Linked DNA regions of Homo sapiens: region 1 is linked to region 2. Evidence: read pairs that join two places in POLR2A ChIA-PET (ENCODE). Cell type or tissue: PC-9. All regions are shown on one strand. Links, peaks and the distances in the headings refer to the core of each region. The heading gives the core; the rest is flanking DNA. Region 1 has its middle 74 kb from the start of ADGRF1. Region 2 overlaps TNFRSF21 (TNF receptor superfamily member 21).

Region 1 (11,816 bases), core at 1,441-9,440, 140 kb after region 2:
GAGCAGCAAGGACTCTCATTCATTGCTGGTGAAAATGCAAAATTGTATGGCCACTTTGGAAGACAATTTGGTGGTTTTTTGTAAAACTAAACATACTCTTATCGTATAATCTAGCATTCGTGCTCCTTGATATCTACCCAAAGGAGCGGAAAATTTATGTCCACCCAAATGCCTATATGTGGATGTTTATAGTAGCTTTATTCTTAATTGCCAAAACTTGGAAGTAGCCAAGATGTCTTTTGGTATTTAGATGACAAACTGTGGTACATCCAGACAATGAAATATTATTTAGTGCACACAAAAATGAACTATCAAGTCACGAAAAAACACAGAGGAGGCTGAAATGCATATTCCTTATACATACTGTATAATTTCAATTACTATATGACATTCTGGAATAGGCAAAACTATGGAGATGGTAAAAAGATCAGTGGTTGCCAGGGCTTAGGTAGAGAAAGGCAGAACACAGAGGATTTTTAGGGAGTAAAGCTATTCTGTACGATAATCTAATGGTGAGTACATGTCATTAAATGACTGTCCAAATCTACAGAATGCACGACATCAAGAGTGAATACTTATATAAACTGTGGATTTGGGGTGATAATAACATGTAAATGTAGGTTCTCCAAACATAATCAGTGAACTACTCTGGTGGGGAATAGTAAGTGCAGGGGAATCTATGCATGTGTGGGGGAAGGGGCTGCACAGGAAATCTCTGTACTTCTTGCTCAATTTTGCTGTGAACCTAAAACTGCTCTAAAAAATAAAGTCTATTAAAAATAAAAACAAGAGGGGCAATTCTCAAAATTTTCAGTTTCAAGACTCTTTTACACTCTTAAAAATTATTGGAGACCCCAAAGAGGTTTATGTGGACTATCTTACTTACCTTAGTGGATATTAAAGCTGACAAAATTTAAAAATGTTTATTAATCCATTTAAAAATAATAAAAACTCATTTTTGGTAGCATAAATAATACAATTTTTTATGAAAAATAACTATTTTTCAAAACAAAGTGAGAAGACTTTTACATTTATTGCTTTACATTTTTGCAAACCTCTTTGATGTTTGGGTTATTAGTAGATAACTAGATTGTCATATGTGCTTCTTCATTTGATCTGTTGTGATGTAGCATTTTGATTGAAAATCTAGCCTGTCACACATTTGTTTACTTGAAAAAGAGAAAAGTATTTTAATAACCTTTCAGGTAATTCTGGATATTCTTCTTTAATAATATACTTAAACTTGACAGGTGGCTGTTTCTTAAAGATTAGCCACAATGTGAAATCTCAAACTATGTTAATGAACTTCTTTTTTTTTTTTGAGACGGAGTCTCACTCTGTCGCCCAGGCTGGAGTGCAGTGGCGTGATCTCCGCTCGCTGCAACCTCTGCCTCCCGGGTTCAACTGATTCTCCAGCCTCAGCCTCCCAAGTAGCTGGGACTACAGGCGCCGGCCACCACGCCAGGCTAATTTTTTGTATTTTTAGTAGAGACAAGATTTCACCGTGTTAGCCAGGATGGTCTCCATCTCCTGACCTTGTGATCCACCCGCCTCGGCATCCCAAAGTGCTGGGATTACAGGCATGAGCCACCGCGCCTGGCCATGAACTTCTTTTTTTTTTTTTTGGCTGGGGGGAGGTGGGCGCGGACAGAGTCTCGCTCTGTCGCCCAGGCTGGAGTACATGGAGTGCAGTGGTGCGATCTCAGCTCACTGCAACCTCCGCCTCCCGGGTTCAAGTGATTCTCCTGCCTCAGCCTCCCGAGTAGCTGGGATTACAGGCGCCTGCCACCATGCCCAGCTAAGTTTTCTGTATTTTTAATAGATACGGGGTTTCACCAGGTTAGCCAGGCTGGTCTCGAACTCCTGACCTCAGGTGATCCACCCGCCTCAGCCTCGCAAAGTGCTGGGATTACAGGCGTGAGCCACCATGCCCGGCTGATGAATTTCTTATACTCTGTACAAATGTAAGAGAATGAGAGTGAAAAGGACAAATTATGTCTCTCCTTCTCCTTTTACTCTCCCTCCTCCTCCCCCTCCTCCTTTTTCTATTATTATTATTAAAATAGTTTTTTACCTCAAAGATACCCTAAACAAATATGAGGGTTCATAGGGGTTCCCAGCACTGTCTTAGATAAATAAGCTCCCCCCAACTCTTTTTTTTTTCTTTCTCTTTTGACTCTCAGGGTTACATAGAAAAAACGACTTGCTCCATCTCCATCTCCTGAGCTTTATTTTATTTTATGAATACAAATGACCTGAACTTAACCTGTGCAATTCTTCCTGGCCCACGTTCATGGGCTACATGCTCTCTTTCCCATGAAACTTTACCATCTTTATTCATTTTTCTCCCTTCTCATACTTTCTGCTTGCTATTAACTTCAAACTTATCCAAGTCTTCTCTAGCTTCTACCTCAACATCAAGACGTTAGCTCCTGTAGATAACTGGATATTCTGCTGATGTTTTCAACTTCAAATGTATAATGGGGTAACTCTAATTGGTCAGCTTATATTTTTGCAGCTGTAGCAACTGGCATATCCAGTGGTGACACTATAGATTGGCTGCCCTTGGTCTAGGTGCCCCCCCAACCCCCACCACCCAGTGAGCCCATCATCTATGAGCAGTGGAGTGGATAAACTGATACAAATTGTATTTCTTCTGTGTTCTTTTTAAGGCAGCTGAAAATATATCCCTATTTTGGTTAGACTTCAACTTCTTTGAAACTTTGAAGCATTATCACTATTCCTTAGGGTCTTCCCTAAAGACTCTCCAACCTGGTATGAAGTATAAGGCAGCAGTTAGACAGACTATGGAGGGCCTTGACTGGATTTAAATCCTATCTCGGTGACTTGCTATCTGTGTGATATTGGATAAATTATTTAATTTCTCAGTCCTCAAATGGAAAGTAGGGATGACAGTACTTAGCTCTAGGGTCCTTGTAGGATTAAGTGAGGTGATGCATGCAAAGCACTCAGCATATATAAAGTACCCACATAAAGTTAGTGCTCATCAGGGAAGTTTTCCTTCCACATGAAGAAGTGAAGGCCATGATGCCAGAGAGGCTGGAGAGCAGTCCCTGGGCCAGCTCTCTAACATGCCTCTTTTTCACTTGCCTGTGTCCTTAACTAATTCAGGCCACTCTTCCTCAATTGCCAGATTTGCTTATTTGGAAATATTACTATCCTAGGTCACTTAACCACTAGAAAGCTTAAACAGTATTTTTTTTTTTAATTTTCTTGTCAGCCTTATTTTTCTCCAGCTTTCATACTTCCTCTTTCTCCTTTTCTTTTCTCCTACCTACTTCATTTCCTCTTTCAACTTTATTCCTCTTTTCCCTTTATCTTTTTCTTACTTAGGGTATAAGGAAGCTGTCATAATAAGGAGACACTCAAATATCATGGCTTTAAAAAGAGACACGTGTTTGTTTGCATTACTTTATTAGGATGGTCCAGAAGCAGTGGCCCAGTGTTGGTGGGGTCTGCTCACTGCTAGGCACTTGCAGATCCAGGTTTCTTTCTTCATGCTGTTCTGCTGTCTCCTGAAATATTGTACTCATCAGCATTGTGGAACCTGGCTCACTCCAAATCCACATATTCCAGCCCATAGGAAGAGGGAGAGAGGAAGTGGAGGGCAAGCACATTCCTTAAAAAAAAAAAAAAGGGAAAAAAAAAGGATCCTGGAAGTTGGCATGTTAGCCAAAACTTAGTCACAAGGTCATGCTTAGTTTCAAGGAAATCTCAGGGGCTAAGCACTTGGCTAAAACCCAGCAGAGAACAGGGTCTTCTTACCAAAAGAAAGAAGGGGAGAATAGAAGACAATTTTTTTTTTTTTTTGAGACAGAGTCTGGGCTCTGTCGCCCAGGCTGGAGTGCAGTGGCGCGATCTCAGCTCACTGCAAGCTCCTCCTCCCAGGTTCATGCCATTCTCCTGCCTCAGCCTCCCGAGTACTGGGACTACAGGCGCCCACCACTACTCCCGGCTAATTTTTTTTGTATTTTTAGTAGAGACAGGGTTTCACTGTGTTAGCCAGGATGGTCTCGATCTCCTGACCTCGTGATCTGCCCGCGTCAGCCTCCCAAAGTGCTGGGAATACAGGCGTGAGCCACCTCGCCCGGCCGGAGACAATTCTTTTTCTTCCGCAACTTTAGGTCTATCGGTGGAACTCACAGGGCATGGAATTTAATGTTTTAGTGACATGTTTCTCATACTTTACAGCTATCGAAATGCTGTTGTTTCCCTCTGCCTGAAATGCCCTATCAGCCTCCTCCCTATCTTTGTCCTACCAATTCCTTCTCCTTCAGATGTCACTCTAGATATCACTTTCTTAATTGGGAAGACAGAATTGTGTCACCCTCTAAGATATCCCATGACAGACTCCTTAACTCTTGTTCTACTTCTTACTTTACTAGCACAATTGCCAATTTGTCTATCTTGCCCACTATACTGTGGCCGTGGCAGAGCTGGAACTTAGTCTTATTCATGAGTGTATTTTTAGTATCTAGCACGGTGCTTGAAGCTGAGAAAGAATGATCATACAAAGCGCGCCACAAGCAATGATCAAAGGTCAAACAGAGATCTGCTGGATTGCTAAAGAGAGACATGATAGCAGATGCTTATGGACTATGTGACCAGTAATGTACTAAGCTCTTTATCATAACTCATTTAATTCTCACAGCAAACTTACGAGTTAGGCCTTACTCTCATTCCCATTTTACAAGTGAGAACATGAAAGCACAGAGAGGATAAGAAAAATTCTCCAGGTCACACGGCATTTGGATTCAGGCAGTTGAGACCAGAGTCTCTGTTCCTGTCCACAATGTTATATGGCCCATGACAAACCACCCACCCTTCACATCTTGGATTATGGCCCATGATAAACCACCAACCCTGCACATCCTCAGGAATTCATAGGAAGGAGTCAAATTCAGTACCTTGAGCTTTGACAGGTAACATTAAGAACAGGTCTCCACCCCCTACCCCCACCACCCCCCATTAGTTTTGGTTTCAGGGAGAATTAAGGGAAGAGATTTGTGGACTCGGATAAGCCCTTACAATCCTCCTGTTCAGTTGTGTGTATGAGGTAACCAACTCATCACAGTGTGACTGGAGCTTTCTCAGTTTTGGTATTAAAAGTTCATTGTGCTGGGCAACATCTCAGTTCCTGGCAACCTCTTAGTCCTGGACAAACTGGGAAGGTTGCTCACTCTAGTGTGAGGCTTCTTTGAATGAGTCGGAAGTATTCTTGCCACACCCAGGCCAGCCAGGTGGACCCGAGGAGGGACGAGAAACGTCATTACCCTGCAATAGTTTCCCTACCCAGCCCTATGCCCCACTTTCTGTGCGTGTGTCCAACTTTCTCCCTGCTCTTCTTAGAGCAGGTGGTCTCTGATCCCCTGGAAGGGAAAAGACCTTCCCATAAACTCACTGGTCAAAGAGGCTCAGGTTATAGCTGGGGTGAGATACATATCCATCTCAGCAAGTCAAATCTCATTATTTTCTTTGGTGGAGATGAGAGAAGGTGAGGATACGGGTTAGGCTGGAGATTATTTAACTGATAAACTGTGATTATTCTTCAGGAATCCATAGCCAGGGATAGACTCAATTTAATTTATTAAAAATATTTGTTAGATGAATATCAACATATTTGCACGTTTCCCCTCTGCCCCTTTTATAATCATGCCAAAATGAGTCACTCAATTACCCCAATTCCTTAGCTTATACTCAATGGGAAACATGATTTTAAAAGGTTAATGCTATTTTAGATGGCTCCCTTTTATTGCTCTATTTATGTTAAGCCCCAGAGTGATTTAGGTGCCTATGCAATCATAAAAAATCCAGGAATATCATTAAGTAATTGTGATGTCAACATACTGCTGAGGTTTGAGTAGCTACATCCTAGCCTATGGTATACATCCATTTTATGGATTCTCAACTCTCCCTTTGGCCTTCATCTTTGATCTAGTGCTAGAAAATTATTATGTCATTAACCCAAATGTGAGCCTCAAGTAAAATACTTCATTATTCTTTAATTCAATTTAAAAACATAGACACATTTTTCTTAATGAAGTAATTACTTCTACGTTTCGTCAAACCATTGAAGTTTATCAAAAACGCATTGTGAAAAAAGTTATTAAGTTTTTCAATGACTTATATAATGGAATGGCATATTTTCTAAGTTAATGAAGTGAACACTAACAATATGATCCTGAAGAAGAACCCAGTTGAGAAGGAGGAAAATAATAGCGTATGCCACAGTGGTCTTGGCTTGTTTCTCTCCCCACAGCTGAATATTTTTATTGAACATTTGAGAGAAGTCGTAACTGGCCTGATTACCAATTTGGGAATGACATATAGCTGGGAAGGATGGTTAATGAGAAGTCAGTATCCAGATTCAAAATGGTCTTAATAAGCTCATTGGCAGGCAGCTAAAATCTACATAATATAATTTAACAAGGGTTAATTTTTGCCTTTAGTCAGACAAAAAACAAAACAAAATAATTGCATAAGTATAAACTAGTAATTTATTTGAAAAAGACAAACTGGAATTAATTGACTGCAAAGGCAATACAAGCCAATTGTGACTGCCTCATTGCAGCAAATAATCCAATGTGGCATTAAGTTGCATTGAGGGGAAAAATGTGGCCAGCACAAGGGAGATGATAGATCTGTTGAATTTTTACCAGATCAGATGGCATTTAGAGATTTTTCTGCTAGTCTAGATGCTATATTTTTAGAAGAATATTGATGAACTAAAACATATCCAGAAGAGAGTGAGTGTTGAGGGTTTTGGAAACCATCACTTGATGGAACTGAGACTATTCTACTAAAAAATAGAAGGTTTTGGGGGGACTTGAGAACTGTTCTCAAATACTGAAATGTGTTCAGAACTCAGAGTTGACTTAGGGAGAGGAAGCCTTGTTAGTTCCCCTACAATCACCCCTACAATTTCCCTTTTCCTTGAAGACTATGCCAGAAATGGAAGAATTATTAAATCTATATATAAGTATCAAATAATTTTTCATATTATCTTGCAGGATCTCCTTCCTATGCTTCCAGTTACCTCCTGTGACAAATAATAGTTTCTGCAGCACAGCAATCTTCCCTGCCTCAAGTCTTTAGAAACAATCTCATTTATCTAATGAGATTCATATTTTCTGAATCCAGAATGAAGGTGTAAAGCCCTCTAAAATGATTTTACTCAGTCAGGAGGATCACCTGAGCCCCAGTTTGAGACAAGCCAGGGCAACATAGTGAGACCCCATCTGTACAATAAAATAAAAACTAGCCAGGCGTGGTGGTGCATGCCTATAGTCTCAGCTACCTGGGAGTGTGGGAAAAGGGGCTGAGGTGTGAGGATCGCTTGAGCTAGGAGGTTAAGGCTGCAGTGAGCCGTGATCACACATGATCACTGTACTCCAGCCTGGGAGACAAGGCAAGACCTTCTCTCTAAATAAGTAAATACATGATTCCACTCCCATTGATGAACTAAAATGTGCGCACAAATCTGTTCTCTTGCTATCTTAACTTTTATAATGTTTTTCTGCTTCTTGACTTGCTTATTCTATCAGAGACCACGCCTCAATCATCCTGGCTCAAAACCACATTTACCTTTAACACTTCCTCCCCATCATCCCTTATATCTCAGGAAGTTCCAGGACCTGAAATGTAACCAGATTTTGTACATTGCACAAAGGACTGAACCAACCCAGGAGTATTCACTGGAAACCTGTGGTTTCTGTAATACATGGCTGTGGTGTACATGTTACAAAGCCTCCTGTTAAGTGCAAATCAGAAACTCTGCACATGGGAAGAAAGGGAAAATTTAGGGAACAACTCCTTCCTTCTTACTCTACATCAGAATGTGCAACCCTGACATCTATAAAAGTTTCAACCTGGAAAGAGATTAAAAGATATTTAAGGGAAGTCAAATTTACAAAGATGTGAGTGTATCTCACGAGTTGGGTGTAGTTGCTGAGAGGCAGGAGGATGACCCAGTTGAACCCTAGAGTCTTCCTCTGTCTGAGAGAGGTTACTATGAGCCTTGTAAAGCCGTGGTGTAGAAAACAGCTGCAGATTTGACAGGAAATTGCAGGAGATGGGAATGAAGCATGAGGCAAAATGTCTTGTTTTGCTCTTCTCAGCCTCCTGGGTCTCCAGGGCTCTGGGCCCAAATTTGGAGACTGAGAAATGCAGGGGAATGTTATGCTGTGTCTGCAGCTCCATTTCTTGAGATTGAGGTTTAGATAATCAGTTTCTTTTTTTTGAGACGGAGTCTCGCTCTGTTGCCCAGGCTGGAGTGCAGTGGCGTGATCTCAGCTCACTGCAAGCTCCGCCTCCCGGGTTCACGCCATTCTCCTGCCTCAGCCTCCCCAGAAGCTGGGACTACAGGCACCCGCCATCACACCCGGCTAATTTTTTGTGTTTTTAGTAGAGACAGGGTTTCACCGTATTAGCCAGGATGGTCTCGATCTCCTGACCTCATGATCCGCCCGCCTCGGCCTCCCAAAGTGCTGGAATTACAGGCGTGAGCCACCGCGCCTGGCCTAGATAATCAGTTTCTAACATTTATATCATGAAAACCTTTCTTAGACTAATCTTCTGGGTTGAGAGAGTAGCCAGAGTTCACCATTTACTTCACCAGTGTCTCTAAAGGCTTAGGTATGGTAAAGGGCATTCAAAAGAACAGTGAGCTGGCCTTAGGGAATCTGAAAGTCTCTCCCTCTCCAGTTTAGTGGTTTACTTTGAACATTCCCAGCCAGGAAGTTATCTTTTCAATAAATCTGGAAAATTTGGAGATGGCCTTGGCACCTCCATAAGGGTCTGCAAAGATTTCCCAGTCAAGAGGCCTGGCAGGAAACTCTGGGATCTGGGGATATGTGTGAACCCCATTCTGAGTTCATGTGTTCCCAGCTCATGGTTCTAGGACATAGGGTTAAAGCTGTGGGGTCTGGGGAAATCTGGGTAATGTTGTCAACATGAGTTGCAGACCCAGGCTTCCTTTTACCTCACGTTATCCGCTCCTCATACCCATGTTGTGGGTGCACCTCCCCGCTGGGGCATCTTCAGGGGGGCTTCACTCACCTTCACTCTGTCACTGACAGCATGCTTTTTGGGGACTGTTAGTAAGGGCAGGGTAAACGTTTGTCCCTGGGGAGCCTGTTTGGAGCAGCAGTCCAGTCTTATTCAGTGGGTTTGATGGTCTGTCATGGGATACTCACTAGATTACATCTTCATCTTAGAGGTCTTTCCCACAGTTTCCAGTCACAAGACTGGCTGTTCATTGGGGAGAAATCTCTGGGAAGGCTAGGAGTAAAGCTTTGCCTCTGTTATGCTGCTGGAGTCCTCTTTCTATCCAGGATTAGGGGCTCTGGCTTTGGAAGAGGAATCCCAAGGCAAAAGTAACAATAAAAATAATGAAAATGTTTACAAGTGTGCTTGATCAGGGGACATGAGTGTGCTGCATGCATGCTGTGATGATCTGATGTAATCCTTCTCAACACCACCATGAATAATAAACTATTATTAGTTTCATTTTCCTGATATGAAAACTGAGGCTTAGCGCTACCAAATGACAAAGGGATACAGGATATGAACCTGAAGGACCTAAGCTGCTTAGAAAGAAAGCCTATCTTAAAAAATTGCTACTATACATAAAAGTGTCATATTCTTCTGACCTTGCCTTTGATACTCAGCTAAGAACAAACCAGTTAAGAGCTTTGCGCAAGCTCCTTGATATTTTAAGAGGAAGAAGAGTATAATTTTTCCTCAAGCAATTAAAGAAAATCTCCCTCACCTCATAATTCATTGAAGAAAATGTAGGAAAATCAGCAAATTGGAAGAGAGAAAAAAAAAAAGAAAAAGGGAGAGAAGGGGTCACCATTCTACCACTAATATTTTGAGATTTTGGGGGGTAGAATGTATCTAAGGCATCATGTTTGAAGGATAAAGATTAAAGTAAAAAAATTAAAAACGCTGTGGTTGAAACTCAAATTACTTCCCTAACCCTGCTGAGCATGTGTAGCTTGCTCAGAAATTCCAGTGGGGGCAAAGGTCAGCAGGTTATACACACTAACATTAGAAAATATGTGTGTGAAACAGAAAGGAAAGGAAGTCTCAGGATGTGGAATTCTGCAAGTTGGTCTCATCTGGCTCAGGACAGTTCCATCCTGGCTCAGGAATGCAGGTAGAGTTCTGGAGCTGGCATTTATTTGCATTGGAGTCATTTCCTAGGATTTTCACAGCTTTACATGTTTGTAGGTCATCTAAGCAAAAACTGTGGATATTGGTTGTGTTTCTGTCAATGAAAGAGGGAATCATACTTTACAAAATTTGAATGTGTGTAGTCAGGGGGAGAAGAGTCAAGAAGATTGATTCTTCTTGGGTCGAGATACAACAGAAAATCTTAAATTACTTGATACTAAGTCCTTGGAATACAGCCCACTAGCAATCACCATTAGCAATCCTGGTGAGGTGGGTAGGTGGAGATAGGAACCAGTAGGACTGAATATTTTTTTCCTCATATATTTTGCTCAATGTCTTGTCTCTGAGCAACTTTCACATCCTGATTCAGACCTCAACAGGCAGATAATTTTTGCTTCGGATTATCTTCTATATTTTGTGTCATGAAATTTCCTGTGGAAGACAGAACAATCTACTCCCTTAAATTTTCTGCAAATATAAACTCACTTCCCTCTGAAAACAATTTTCGAGAGTTCTTTTGTTTCCTCCATTGTGATAGAAAATTGTGAGTTTCCAAGTAAGAATAAAAACATATTTTTTTGAGACAGGGTCTCACTCTGTTGCCCAAGCTGGAATGCAGTGGCACGATCGTGGCTCACTGTAGCCTTGGCCTCACGAGCTCAGGTGATCCTCTCACCTCAGCCTCCTAAGTAGATGGCACTACAGGCATGCACCACCATGCCCAGTTAATTTTTTTTTTTAATTTTGTGTAGAAACAGGATTTTGCCATGTTGCCCAGGTTGGTCTCAAACTCCTGGGCTCAAGTCAAGCCACTCTCCTTGGCATTCGAAAGTGCTGAGGATTACAGGCATAAGCCACCTTGCCTGACCTAAAACTTTGTTTTTATTTCAAAAGATATAATTAAGGATCCAGGACATAGAAACATAAAATAAAGGACAATGAAAGGTGTTATAGGTCTCAAAATGGCAAAGAATGGTTGTGTTAGAAGTAAGAGACAATCATGTGGACAGGATGCTCAATTGGATGGCCCCATGCTGTATGTTTTTGAAACTGTGGGTCTTAACCTTTTAGTGGGTTGTAAAATTAATTGATTAGATTATGACCACCATTTAAAAAATATAATAGAAAATATCAAAGTGCATTGCATGTAGGAAGGTTATGTACTATTTCATGGGCATTTTTTTTTCAGCTATAACCGCAGGCACACACACAAGCATATGTGATGAGTTTCATTATAAAATATATTTCTTCTCATGGATTCAACCAAAGAAGTTTGAAAGATGCTCCATTAGCCAAAGTAATCTATAAAATACATCTTTTTTTTTTTTTTTTTTTTTTAGACAGAGTCTCACTTGGTCATGAAGGCTGGAGGGCAGTGGTGCAATCTTGGCTCATTGCAACCTCTGCCTTGTAGTCCCAGCTACTCAGGAGGCTGAGGCAGGAGAATTGCTTGAACTCAGACTACAGGCACGCGCCACCATGCCTGGGTAATTTTTGTATTTTAGTAGAGACGGGGTTTCACCATGTTGCCCAGGCTGGTCTCGAACTCCTGAGCTCTGGTGATCTGCCTGCCCTTGGCCTCCCAAAGTGCAGGATTACAGGCATGAACCACCACGCCC
Region 2 (11,816 bases), core at 2,413-10,412:
ATGTTTTTGTTTTGTTTTTTGCCCAGTGGAATGAAATAAAAGATTATCCATTTTCCTCACAGTATCAGTGATATTTCTTCCATTTGGAAAATTGTCTACTGTTTTGATAGTTTATCGTTGGAAAACATGTTGTCCATTTACTTCAAGAGATCTTTGCACGGTGTTTTTTGTTTTTTTTCTTTCTCTTTCTTAGTAGTCCCCAAGGTTCATCTGAGCTTACGGTTATTGTCTATTAAACCTTCAACTAGATAGTGATAAATTCTGCTTCAGAAATAATTTTTTGCAGCTAAAGTAAAATCTAAACAGATCTTCTAACTTTTACACCTCAGTTAGGGAAGGACTATTTTTAACCTGGGGCATACAAAGTTCCTAGCACTAATAAAGCAGTTTCCTGTGTAGTGGATGCACTGGAAGTTACTGCTGTTGGTATACAAATTTTTAACCATGCTATCGTATACTGGTTACTATGAAACACAGGTACATGTGGGTATGTTGCTTTTAGGAGCACTTACTCTGTTATTAGGCTGGAGAGACCACAGCTTGGACAGCTGATCCCAGCAGAAGGATTTTGCTGCAGTGGGAGAATCTGGGAGAACTTTCCTGCTTATGAGCTCTGGCCACTAAAGTGGACGTAGTGGATCACTCTAAATGGGAAGAGGGCACTGGCAGAGGGAGAGGCCCTTGTACAAGAACAGGGTCCCTGGGAGCCCAGGTTTCACCCAGTGGTGAGCATAGGACACCATAGAACTGTTGTCCTTTCTTCTCATTATTATAGAGGCTAGAGATCTGGCAGGGCCACAAGGCTAGGGTGTGTGTGGGCCTGGGGCCACTCAGGTTCTCAGTGGCTTAGGTTACAGAAGCTAATGAGATGACGAATGGTGAGGAGGGTCAGTCAAGAGGGCAGGGATGACAAAAAAAGACTCTCATTCATTTATCCAAAGATATTTGTGGTATTCCTCTGACAGGTGCTGGGGATGCTGCTAGTCAAAGCAGTGTGGTCTTGGGCTTGGCCTCAAAGGCATCTTGGAGGACAAGACCATTGTATGTGGAACATCAATTCCAGTAATGCTAAAGCCAGGCTTTTATTCCAATTTCTGACTTTGACATATGTTGCTTTGTATAGTTGCTGTATGTGCTGTGGCCATCTCTGTCCCTGTATCTGCAGCTTGTAAGGTTATGGACACAGTGCGTGCCTGTTAGGAGCATGTCTTTTAGGGAGGTTTGGGGGGGTGTTAGAAGGGAGGCTGTCTTGAGTTCATGTCTCCCGTCTTCCATGTGTACATCTCAGGAGACTGCTGTGTGTTGAGAAACTGGCACAGGGATAACTGTGGAGTTGTCTGTCCTGGGAGGAGGTTGTGTATTAATTGCCTCCCTGGGAATTTTCTCATTATTTGTCCCTTTACACTCTCTTTCTAGAAGAATAATGAGAACTGACATTACATGTAACAAGATGTGTTGGGGGTGATTGAATCTTTTTATATGATGAGTTTGATACCATCAAAAAGTTTATAAACCTGTCTCTTAGATGCACCCATTCTGCACGAAGCCTGATTGTGCAGCATGAAACTGAGTGCTATGTTGTATAGTTCCAGGCAGCCTTTGCTTCCTCCAGCTTTGTCTTCACTGTCCTTTATACCTCATCCAAGGAGGGCTTTGATATGGGTTCTCATTGATGACATTCATTCCAGATATTTATCTCCAAAAGGAAAACAGCCTTCACATTTTCTCTAATTATAAAGGTCAATTTGGGTTTTTATTAAAAGAGAAGGAACCCATTTTTGCATCCTGAAGCTGATATTCAGCTTTTAAAAAATGAGCTTCAAATTAGGATTGTCCCCCAGATAATATGTAATTCAAGGTTTTATGATGCACTGGAAATTGCCATTTCTTCCATAATAACCCAGTTTATCAGCTCATACCTCAGTTCTTGAGCTCTCCTGCTGGGGATCAAGTCAGTACCAGCTCACTTGGAAGAACCCATTGAGTACTGCTGTGATGCCCTGCATGTGGCAGAGGCGGTAGCAGCAGCATTTTTCCTTCCACATAAACCCTCCTGTGGATGACTTCAGCCATCTCCTAACATGTACGTGTGAGGTTCCAAGAAACACAGGAAGCCGGGAGTCTGGTGCTTGGCTTCATTGTTCAGCACCAATAATCCCAGTGCTAAAACCTGTGTTTGTACAGAACTCTTCCCATCTTTTAGGTTCATTGGCCCAATGACACTTGTCCAAGCAGAAATGGAGGGGCAGGGGAAGCAGAGCCGAATTGTACTGATATGCCACCCTAGGAGTCTTTAATACTTGATCGCATAAATCTCCTTAACCACTCTACCAGATAAGAGGGGGTGTTTCTATTTTACTTAAGTGAAAAGTGAAATCTGAGAGGTTGCCACTTGCTCAGGGTCATGCAACTAACAAGTCACAAATCTGGAGTTTGAAACCATATCTTGTGACTACTACCAATGATCTTCCCACTACCTGATCCTTCCCATCCTCATGCTTTTCTCCAGGGGCCAGGGCCACCTTCTCAGATAGTTCCTAACTAGTACAGCCTCGGATGTATAGGGCTTGACTCCTTTGATGACCTCCTCAGAAACTTCATCCATTCTCCAGAGCTCCAGGATCTGGCACCACGGGAAAAGGCAATGTTGGCAGGGCACAGTGGCTCACACCCGTAATCCCAGCATTTTGGGAAGCCTAGGAAGGTGGATCACTTGAGGCCAGGAGTTCAAGACCAGTCTGGCCAACATGATGAAACCCCTTCTCTACTAAAAATACAAAAATTAGCTGGGCCTGGTGGTGCACACATGTAGTTCTAGCTACTCGGGAGCCTGAGGCCGGAGAATCTCTTGAACCCAGGAGGTGGAGGTTGCAGTGAGCCAAGATTGCACCACTGCACTCCAGTCCAGCCTGGGTGACTGAGTGAGACTCCGTCTCAAAAAAAAAAAAAGGCAATGTGATGTTCTGTGCCCCTGTCTATCAGCCCTTCAGTGGGTTGAGGGTTGTGTTACTTTTCAATGTAAGGAAAAAGACACTTGGCATCACATCCAGTTAAACAATTTAGATCAATTCAACACATAGCTACTGTCACCAATCTTGACAAAAACCCTGGGAACTCCGATGGGGCAGATGACTGGGCATCCTGCCAAGCAGAGAGGTGGTCTCCATGTCACTTACTGTCATTTCACATTGAGGTTAATAATTGGGGTGGGAACTTTCATTGTCTTCTGAGTGTGGTTTCTTTTCTTTTAATGAAATGCTTTTCTAAATCTTTATGCTATTTGACAGTCCTACCCAAGGTCTCTTTAAATTGCTGTAATTGCAGGGGCTGGTGAACTACAGCCCGTGGGCCATATCCAGCCTACTTTTTTTGTAAGTCGAGTTTTATTAGAACACAGCCACATTCATTTGTGGTGTTGGTGGCTGCTTTCATGCTCCAACAGAGCTGAGGAGTCATGACAGAGACTGTATGGTTTTCAAAGCCTCAAATATTTACTGCTGTCCTTACAGGAAAAGTTTGCTGACTTCTTTCATTCTCTCTCTTTTTCTCTTTCTTTTAGGGTATCATAGATTTAAAGAAAGGAAATAAAGGATGCAGTGGCTCACTCCTATAGTCCCAGCACTTTGGGAAGCTGAGGTGGGCAGATCACTTGAGGTCAGGAGTTTGAGATCAGCCTGGCCAACATGGCAAAACCCCGTCTCTACTAAAAATACAAAAATTAGCCGGGCATGGTGAACACCTGTAGTCCCAGGTACTAGGGAGGCTGAGTTGGGAGAATCTCTTGAACCTAGGAGGCAGAGGCTGCAGTGAGCTGAGATCACAAGAAAAGAAATAAAGTCCCTGGGGAAACTGTTCCAGTGTCTATTAGGTGGTGCAAAAGTTACTGTGGTCTTTGCCATTTTGGTGACCAAAAAAAAAAAAAAAACCACAATTACTTTTATTTTTTTCTTTTTTTTGAGACAGTTTTACTCTGTTGCTTAGGCTGGGGTGCGGTGGTACAATCCTGGCTCACTGCAACCTCTGTCTCTCAGGTTCAAGTGATTCTCCTGCCTCAGCCTCCTGAGTAGCTGGGATTACAGGTGTGCACCACCACGCCTCGCTAATTTTTTGTATTTTTAGTAGAGACAGGGTTTCGCTATGTTGGCCAGGCTGGTTATGAACTCCTGGGTCAAGGGATCCACTCACCTCAGCCTCCCAAAGAATTACAGGCATAAGCCACCCGTCCAGCCCATGATTACTTTTGCACCAACATATGCTTGGTCAGTAATAACAGACCAGGAGGCAGCACACACACTGTGGCCAGCCTTGAGTGCGTTCATCCTAGGCTGGATGGCCATGCCTGAGGAGAATAATTCCAGCAAATAATAATGTTCCTCCACTGCATCACATTCCCTATTAACCACAATTGAGGCATCACTAACTGGGTGGGTGACCTTGCACTAGTCACCAACCCCAACATGCGATTTCCTTGCCAACAAAATTGAACACTTAACCATGTGTATTTATGAAGTATTTATAAACACATCTTATATATGTGTATGTTATATAGATAGTTTAAAAAGGAATAGTAAAATAAATCTCAAATAAAAGTAATAACATGAAAAGAAAACCCATTTCTCCACTGTCCAGCCTAGGAAACAGAACTTTATGAATACCTTTGAAATCCCTTCTGTGCTCCTTCCCCCTCCCCAAAGAGGTAACTATCTCAATTTGGCAAATCGTCCTCCTGCTTTTCTCTGTAGTTGATTGTTTTCTTTTGACTAACACTTTTTCCTACACAAGGAAGGCATTCAAAGCCCCAGTCTGGTCTCCTCACTGGGGTTTTGTGATAATGTGCTAGACTAAAAGGTTGGTATCCCCTGAGGGAGTCATTGATTTATCTTTGATTTATCAACTCCACGGTGGGAGAGGACAGCAGTGAAGAACATTGGCGACCCCAGCCAGTTCATGGAGTTGACTCCATGTTTTCATAGTAGAGAATCTAGCTGAGAGAGAGAACAAGATGAAACCTGATTTGTAGGCCTTAAATTTAGCTTCCAGTCCATTTTAGTTTAGGGAAATTTCATTGTATCTATTCTTTGTGGGTTTTTTTTTCTTTTTTTCTTTATTTTGTGGCTTAAAAAAAGGATAAATACAGTACTGGGTTTTGGAAGGAGGGGTTGTTAAACTTAAACCTTTTAAACTCTGTAATTACTTCGTAAAGGCCGTGTATTTGCATCTGAAATGCATTGAGCCTTAAGTTTAGTCCTCTGTGTATGGAGCTTTCATAATGATGGGAACACTTCCAAAAATAAAGTAACTCTATAGAAAATGTTAATCAGCTTATCCGCAGTGACCCTAGTGAGTTTCTCCATTGTACACATGAGGAAATGGACATGACAGTTAGAGGTTTGCCCAAAGCCACTGTCATCGGCATTATGAAGATTTAAGCAATGGTCCTACTTACCAGAAAACATGGTCATGTTTTCATGTAAGACACTGTGGACCTTAGTCAAATTGATCTAAATTAAGATTCAGGGACTAACAAGACTTTTGGTGTTTGGAAGAGTCTACCACATCAATCACAAAGAGCTGGCTTATTCCTTAAAGTTACCTGCAGGGTTTAAAATCAGTTATGGGTTTTCTGAGGAGTCTATTTGCTTGAAATCAAAAGCTCTGTATCTGACTAAACATTGCTCGGAAAACTGAAAAGGACTTGGTTCAAGTAACTTCACACTGCCAGGGAAAACTGTGTGAGAAGTACAGTAATGACTCAATTTGTGGCATCCTTTTTAAATTTTTTGTGGCATTCTACTTTTTTTGAGATAGAGTCTCCCTCTCTCACCCAGGCTGGAGTGCAGTTGTGTAATCTTGGCTCACTGCAACCTCCCCTCTGGGGCTCAAGCAATCCTCCCACCTCAGTCTCCCAAGTAGCTGGGAATATAGGCCTATGCCACCACACCCAGCTAATTTTTGTATTTTTTGTAGAAATGGGTTTTCACCATGTTGCCCAGGCTGGTCTCAAACTCCTGGACTCAAGCGATCCACCTGCCTCAACCTCCCAAAGTGCTGCATTACAGGTGTGAGCCACCCTGCCCATCCATTCTACTTTTATAGTTGACAGGAAAACAGCCTTCTACTAGGAACTGATTTTTGAAAACCATTTTCAGTGGATTGGTGCAGAATGTGTATACAGTCTTCCACATCATCTGCCTCAATAGGATTGCCTGGCAAAGTAAGAATGCGTGTTGAGGAGCCACAGCGTCCTTCGTTTTTACAGAAACTTTTATAATTATTATTGTTTTTATTAGCAATAATTGATAGCTCATTTTATAAATATTTTCCTGAACAACTGATGGGTGCAAAAAATATTTTTATTTTTTTTCTAGGAAACCTTTGATTGAGAAATCAGAACAGTAAACCCCTCTTTATTCTTCTCTTTTCCTTTCTCTCCTAAGCCTCACTTGGGAATGTGACCCTATTTTTTTTTATTGAGTAGTAAATATTTTTTAAGATATTGTTAACTATAACAGCTATGTTATCAGGGCAGGTGAGCGTGACCTCATTCAAAGACATGATATTGGCCAGGCATGGTGGCTCACGCCTGTAATCCCAGCACTTTGGGAGGCCAAGGCAGGCAGATCACCTGAGGTCAGGAGTTTGAGACCAGCCTGGCCAACACTGATGAAACCTCATCTCTACTAAAAATACAAAAATTAGCTGGGTGTGGTGGTGGGTGTCTGTAATCCCAGCTACTTGGGAGGGTGAGGCAGGAGAATCCCTTGAACTCGAGAGGTTAAGGTTGCAGTGAGCCGAGATGGCACCATTGCACTCCAGCCTAGCTGACAAGAGCAAAACTTCATCTCAAAAAAACAAAAAAAAAAACCAAAGACATGACATTGATTCAGAGGACTCACTCACCCGTTGTAGTAAAATACCAGGGCCCTTACTATAAGGGTGATATATGCATCCCACATGTAAATCCTGGCAAAGCCAATGTGTAATTGCAGAGAGAAGACGCCATAAACAGAGAGACACCAAAGTGAGCTACTCAGGGAGAGCCTCCCCTCACGAACGGTTGGTGCCAGGTGCTTATCCTGAGTTTTTGGATCTTGAGATTTGATTTTTGCATTTCACCAATTTCATCATCACCATTTCATCTGTTCATCAGATCTGGGGACCACAGATGCACACTCACTGGGTTTTCAAGTGACTGCTGAGCCAGGATGATAATATATTGAATCATTGGGGACAGCTGTCTGTCAGACTAACCAGCCATAGTCATTATAAGCCAAGGCATTTCCTTCATCTTGGAAGGTACCATCGATACTGTCACATTTCATAGTGGTTACACATACAGGATTTGAATTACAAAACTGGTGAGTTGGGTTCAATAACCAACTCACCTACCTTTGTGATACTGGGCCAGTAGCCTAACTTTTCTAAGTGTATTTTTTTTCTTACCTGTGTAATTGGAATATTAATGCCTTATAAAGATGTTCAGTGAGCTAATGCCTTAACATAATACCTGGAAGATAATAGCTATTGTTATTATACAGTCATTTTGGCTGCTGTCTTCATTATAACTATGCAAGCCAAGTTGGAAGACTGAATAATGAATTAGAAAATTGCTTGTTGAACATGAATTTGAGCACAACTTAGGTGTTCTTCAGGAATGCTTCTATTGGCCTGGAACAGCTGGGCACACTGTTAGTTGATATAAAGGACACCATTCCCAGAATTTGAAAACCTTTTACCTAGACAGTTCTGGGTAAAGTCCATTACAGTTTTAATTTGCAGCTTCCCTTTTTCTAAATGTCATGAAGTCACCATGTTTTTAGATGGGAGCCTCTAACTTACTTGGTTACTATTGTATTTAGTACAGTAGTCCTCCCTTATCCACAGTTTAGCTTTCCAAGGTTTCAGTTGCCTGTGGTCCACTGTGGTCCGAAAATACTAAATGGGAAATTCCAGAAATAAACAATTCATAAGTTTTAGATTATGCACTATTCTGAGTAATGCGATCAAATCTCACATTCCCGTACCATCCTGCTCTGTCCTGCTGGGGAAGGGAATCATCCCTTTGTCCACCATATCCATGCTGGAGACCTCACCTGCCTGTGAGTCACTTAGTAGCCGTCTAGGTTATCAGATTGACTGTCTCAGTACTGGTACCACAGTGCCTGTGTTCAAGTCACCCTTATTTTACTTAATATTGGCCCAAAGCTCGAGAGGAGTGATGCTGATAATTTGGATATGCCAGCGGCCATAAAGTGCTTCCTTTAAGTGAAAACATGAAAGTTCCCCACTTAATAAGAAAAGTCAATTGTATGCTGAGGTTGCTAAGATCTACAAGAAGAAGGAATCTTCTATCCATACATTGTGAAGAAGGAAAAAGAAATTCATGCGTAGTATGTATAGGGCTCTGTACCATCCATGGCTTCAAGGCATCCACTGGGGATCTTGGAACTTATCCACCCCTCTCCTTCAACAAGGGTGTATTACTATAGTAACAGAGGAATCACCGTGAATACCTTATTTGGGTTTGGCTTTCGAAACATCTTTTTGGGTCTGATTTATTATAATTCCATGATCATTCCTTCTTCTGGTTCCACACTCAGGAAGTGAAATTTGTATGAGGGTACCAGCTAGTCCACAAGATGAGCTGCTTGTGCCAAGTGCTTAAGGGAGGCAATGCATTCCTTTGACATACAGCGATAGGAAAGCGTGCCTCTTCTAGTTCATTCATTAAAGCAGAGCTGCCTTATGTAAGAAGCTTCCCTTACAAGCCCTCATTTGTTTTTTATTTTTTCTCTGGTGTAGGTATCGATATCCTGAAGCTTGTAGCAGCCCAAGTGGGAAGCCAGTGGAAAGATATCTATCAGTTTCTTTGCAATGCCAGTGAGAGGGAGGTTGCTGCTTTCTCCAATGGGTACACAGCCGACCACGAGCGGGCCTACGCAGCTCTGCAGCACTGGACCATCCGGGGCCCCGAGGCCAGCCTCGCCCAGCTAATTAGCGCCCTGCGCCAGCACCGGAGAAACGATGTTGTGGAGAAGATTCGTGGGCTGATGGAAGACACCACCCAGGTAATGGAGCCCTTGTTGTGTGTCATTACCACCGACCTATTGCCCCTATGCTTCAAATTTTATCAGTTGTATGGGAACAAAGAAAAATAACATATTCGGTGGATAGGCACACACACACACACACGCATACGCCTGCACACACACACACACACCCTACCTTCTAGGACGGGGGTTCTCAGTGGCCGTCTATTAGAATCATCTAGAAAACTTTAAAAAAAAATACTGATGCTCAGACCCTACCTGCAGACCAGTCACATCAGAATCTCCAGGGGGCAGAGCGTGAATCGGTATTTGTAAAAGCTCTCTTTGTTACTCCATTTACAATCCATTTTGCATGACACACTTTGAACAAAACCAAGAAAAAATACTTTTTACTACACCGCCTCTCCTCCAGAGGGTGTTTTTGTGATGTGGCTTATGAAGGCAGCATTCTTGCCTCCTGAGGATGCAGGTGGTGCTAGCGGCAGTTGATGACAGAACTGATTCTCCTCCTTGGGTTGTTCCGTGGAGCACATCAGATGGGAACTGAGGGGACCCAGGAGTGTGATTTCTTTATAGCTAATAAGCCCTGGCTTTGGAGCCAGACAGCGCTGGATTTGAATCCTGGCTCTGGTACATATTAGCTTAGGTGATGAAGGGTAAGTTACTTCAACTTTCCTTGCCTCTGTTATTCACATTTTCAAGTCTGCTATATAAGATTAAGATGAGAAATAAAGCATATAAAATGCCTGACTCATTGAAAGTGTTCTACAAGTGGTAGTTACGACCATGATGTAACTCATTTTACTTAGCCTTTCTTTAATTGTATGTACTTCCCTGAAAGGCCATGAATAAAGTTCAGATTTGGATATTGAATCATATTTTCCACAGACTTCAATTCAGGTTTCAGAACATATTCCCAAAGTAAAGAAAATGCTGCCACTAAGACTAGATAAAACCCACTTAAGATTTAAAGGGCCGGTCTGTGTTATTATTCCAGTGGTCCAAATTTGTTACCTAAAAGAGCTAGGTAGAGATTTTTTATGACATCAATTCAGTTTACTATCATTCTATATCACATTTTGTGTATCAAAGTATTTCATTTTGCATACTTTATACTTACGTTTAAGTATACTTTATGTACTTAAGAAGTCCAAATGCTTTTATCTTTTTATACTGATAGCGCAGTAATTCTTGACAATTGATGTAATCATTTATCAGGTGAATCTTTTATCCAAGTAACTGGATAATAACAATTTATAGGTGCTAATTGACTTTGAAGGTGGTCTTTTAAAGCTCTGGCATATTTTTAACTTCTTTGAAGTGTGGAATTTCAGAAAAAAATACTTATTAATAGACCCAAGTGATAAACATTCAGAGGCATACACCAGTGTCTTATGACTTTCTAAGAAATAATTTAGGTGTGAAATATTATTCACAAGTAAAACTAGGCTTTAAGTAGCTGGATTTGGGGGAAAGTGAGGGAGATGTTAACCCTCCAATTAAGTAAAATGGCGGCAGTTTGAATACAGGGAGTTTAGAGGCAAAGCATTGCCACGCATTCTTAGAGACTGGCTTTAAGGAGAGAGCTGGAAGACAAGCCTAAGGCTCAAAGAAGGATTTAGATACGTGAGAATAAGTCGCCTAATGTCCTTGATGATGCCTAAAAGAAAGATAACATATGACTGATGCAAGGTTAGGATTTGGTTAACCCAAACCTGTGGTGGGCCCATGGAAAAATAAGAAGGTGAGAGTGCATGTCAAAAAGAGTGATTCATAATAAAATCATTAGGTCAACGAATGAGAGAACAAAGCAGCTTCTTCCTAAGTGCCAAACTCTTGTACACCTTAATTATTTCCTTCCCCTTATCTCTTCTATAATACCAAAAGATTCTAATAGTAGCTATTTTTTGTTGTTTATTTTTTGAGAACAGTAATGTCAAAGCACTCTACAACTTTCTCGTTGGTTCTGCTATAGCCTTTGAGTTATGATGGAGGCTGAGAAGGCAATATTAAATTTTTGATTTCACATTTCAACAATATACATCAATGTCTAGCAGCGTTTTGGATCCAGCTCTAACTCTAATTTTAATAGCCAATGAACATGGATTTTTGGCTGCCAGTTCTTATTACAGGTTGAGTATCCTTTATCTGATATGCTTGGGACTGGAAGTGTTTTAGATTTTGGATTTTTTCAGACTTTGGAATATTTGCATATACATAATAAGATAGTTTGGGGATAGGTCCCAAATCTAAACATGAAATTCATTTATGTTTCACATATACCTTACATACATAGCCTGAAGGTAATTTTATACAAAATTAGAAAAAGTGTATGCATGAAGCAAAGTTTGTGTTAAGTACTCATGTGTGGAATTTTCCACTTGTGGCATTATGTTGGTGCTCAAAAAGTTTTGGATTTTGAATTTTTGGATTAGGGATGCTCAAGTGGTAATTGCACAGTATGTTACTCTCTGTCCATTGTTTATTTCTGAAATTTGTCCCATCTAACAAGTGAATCAGAAGGCAGGGGGCTTAATTGAGACTCCTTATTCTCATCCTGTGATGGGCTTGTACTCCCTGTGTATGGTGGTACTGCTGGGGATTTGGGGCTTTGCCCCAGGAGTTATTGGACTCTTAATGGGTAAAAATGACTATTTTTTTTCAATGGTCAATGTTTTTTCTCTTCATAAGCCTGAAAGTGCCTATGTTATGTTCCACTAAAAGGATTAGCCCTGGTGTGGCTTTTTGTTGCCTCTGTCAAGAACA

The links. Peaks named below come from ENCODE experiments on the same cell type or tissue, not always from the same donor. Only the 100,000 strongest peaks of a DNase experiment are listed, where the experiment ranks them.
Region 1: POLR2A ChIA-PET joins it to region 2 with 15 read pairs; 4 of 35 experiments call an interaction of 5 or more read pairs at or near these places.

The regions. Positions count from the first base shown.
Region 1 is chr6:47,110,182-47,121,997 of GRCh38, reverse strand. No RefSeq gene overlaps it. Among named protein-coding and RNA genes, the nearest start is that of ADGRF1, 74 kb to the right of the region's middle. RefSeq lists an enhancer at 8,751-8,920. In PC-9, for the core only: no CTCF peak of the experiment used is centred there; DNase peaks (open chromatin) are centred at 5,207 and 5,687; H3K27ac peaks cover 6,190 bases.
Region 2 is chr6:47,250,508-47,262,323 of GRCh38, reverse strand. TNFRSF21 (TNF receptor superfamily member 21) reads left to right here. Exons shown (of 6, transcript NM_014452.5): 4 at 8,803-9,068. Among named protein-coding and RNA genes, the nearest start is that of TNFRSF21, 53 kb to the left of the region's middle. In PC-9, for the core only: no CTCF peak of the experiment used is centred there; a DNase peak (open chromatin) is centred at 7,303; H3K27ac peaks cover 6,792 bases.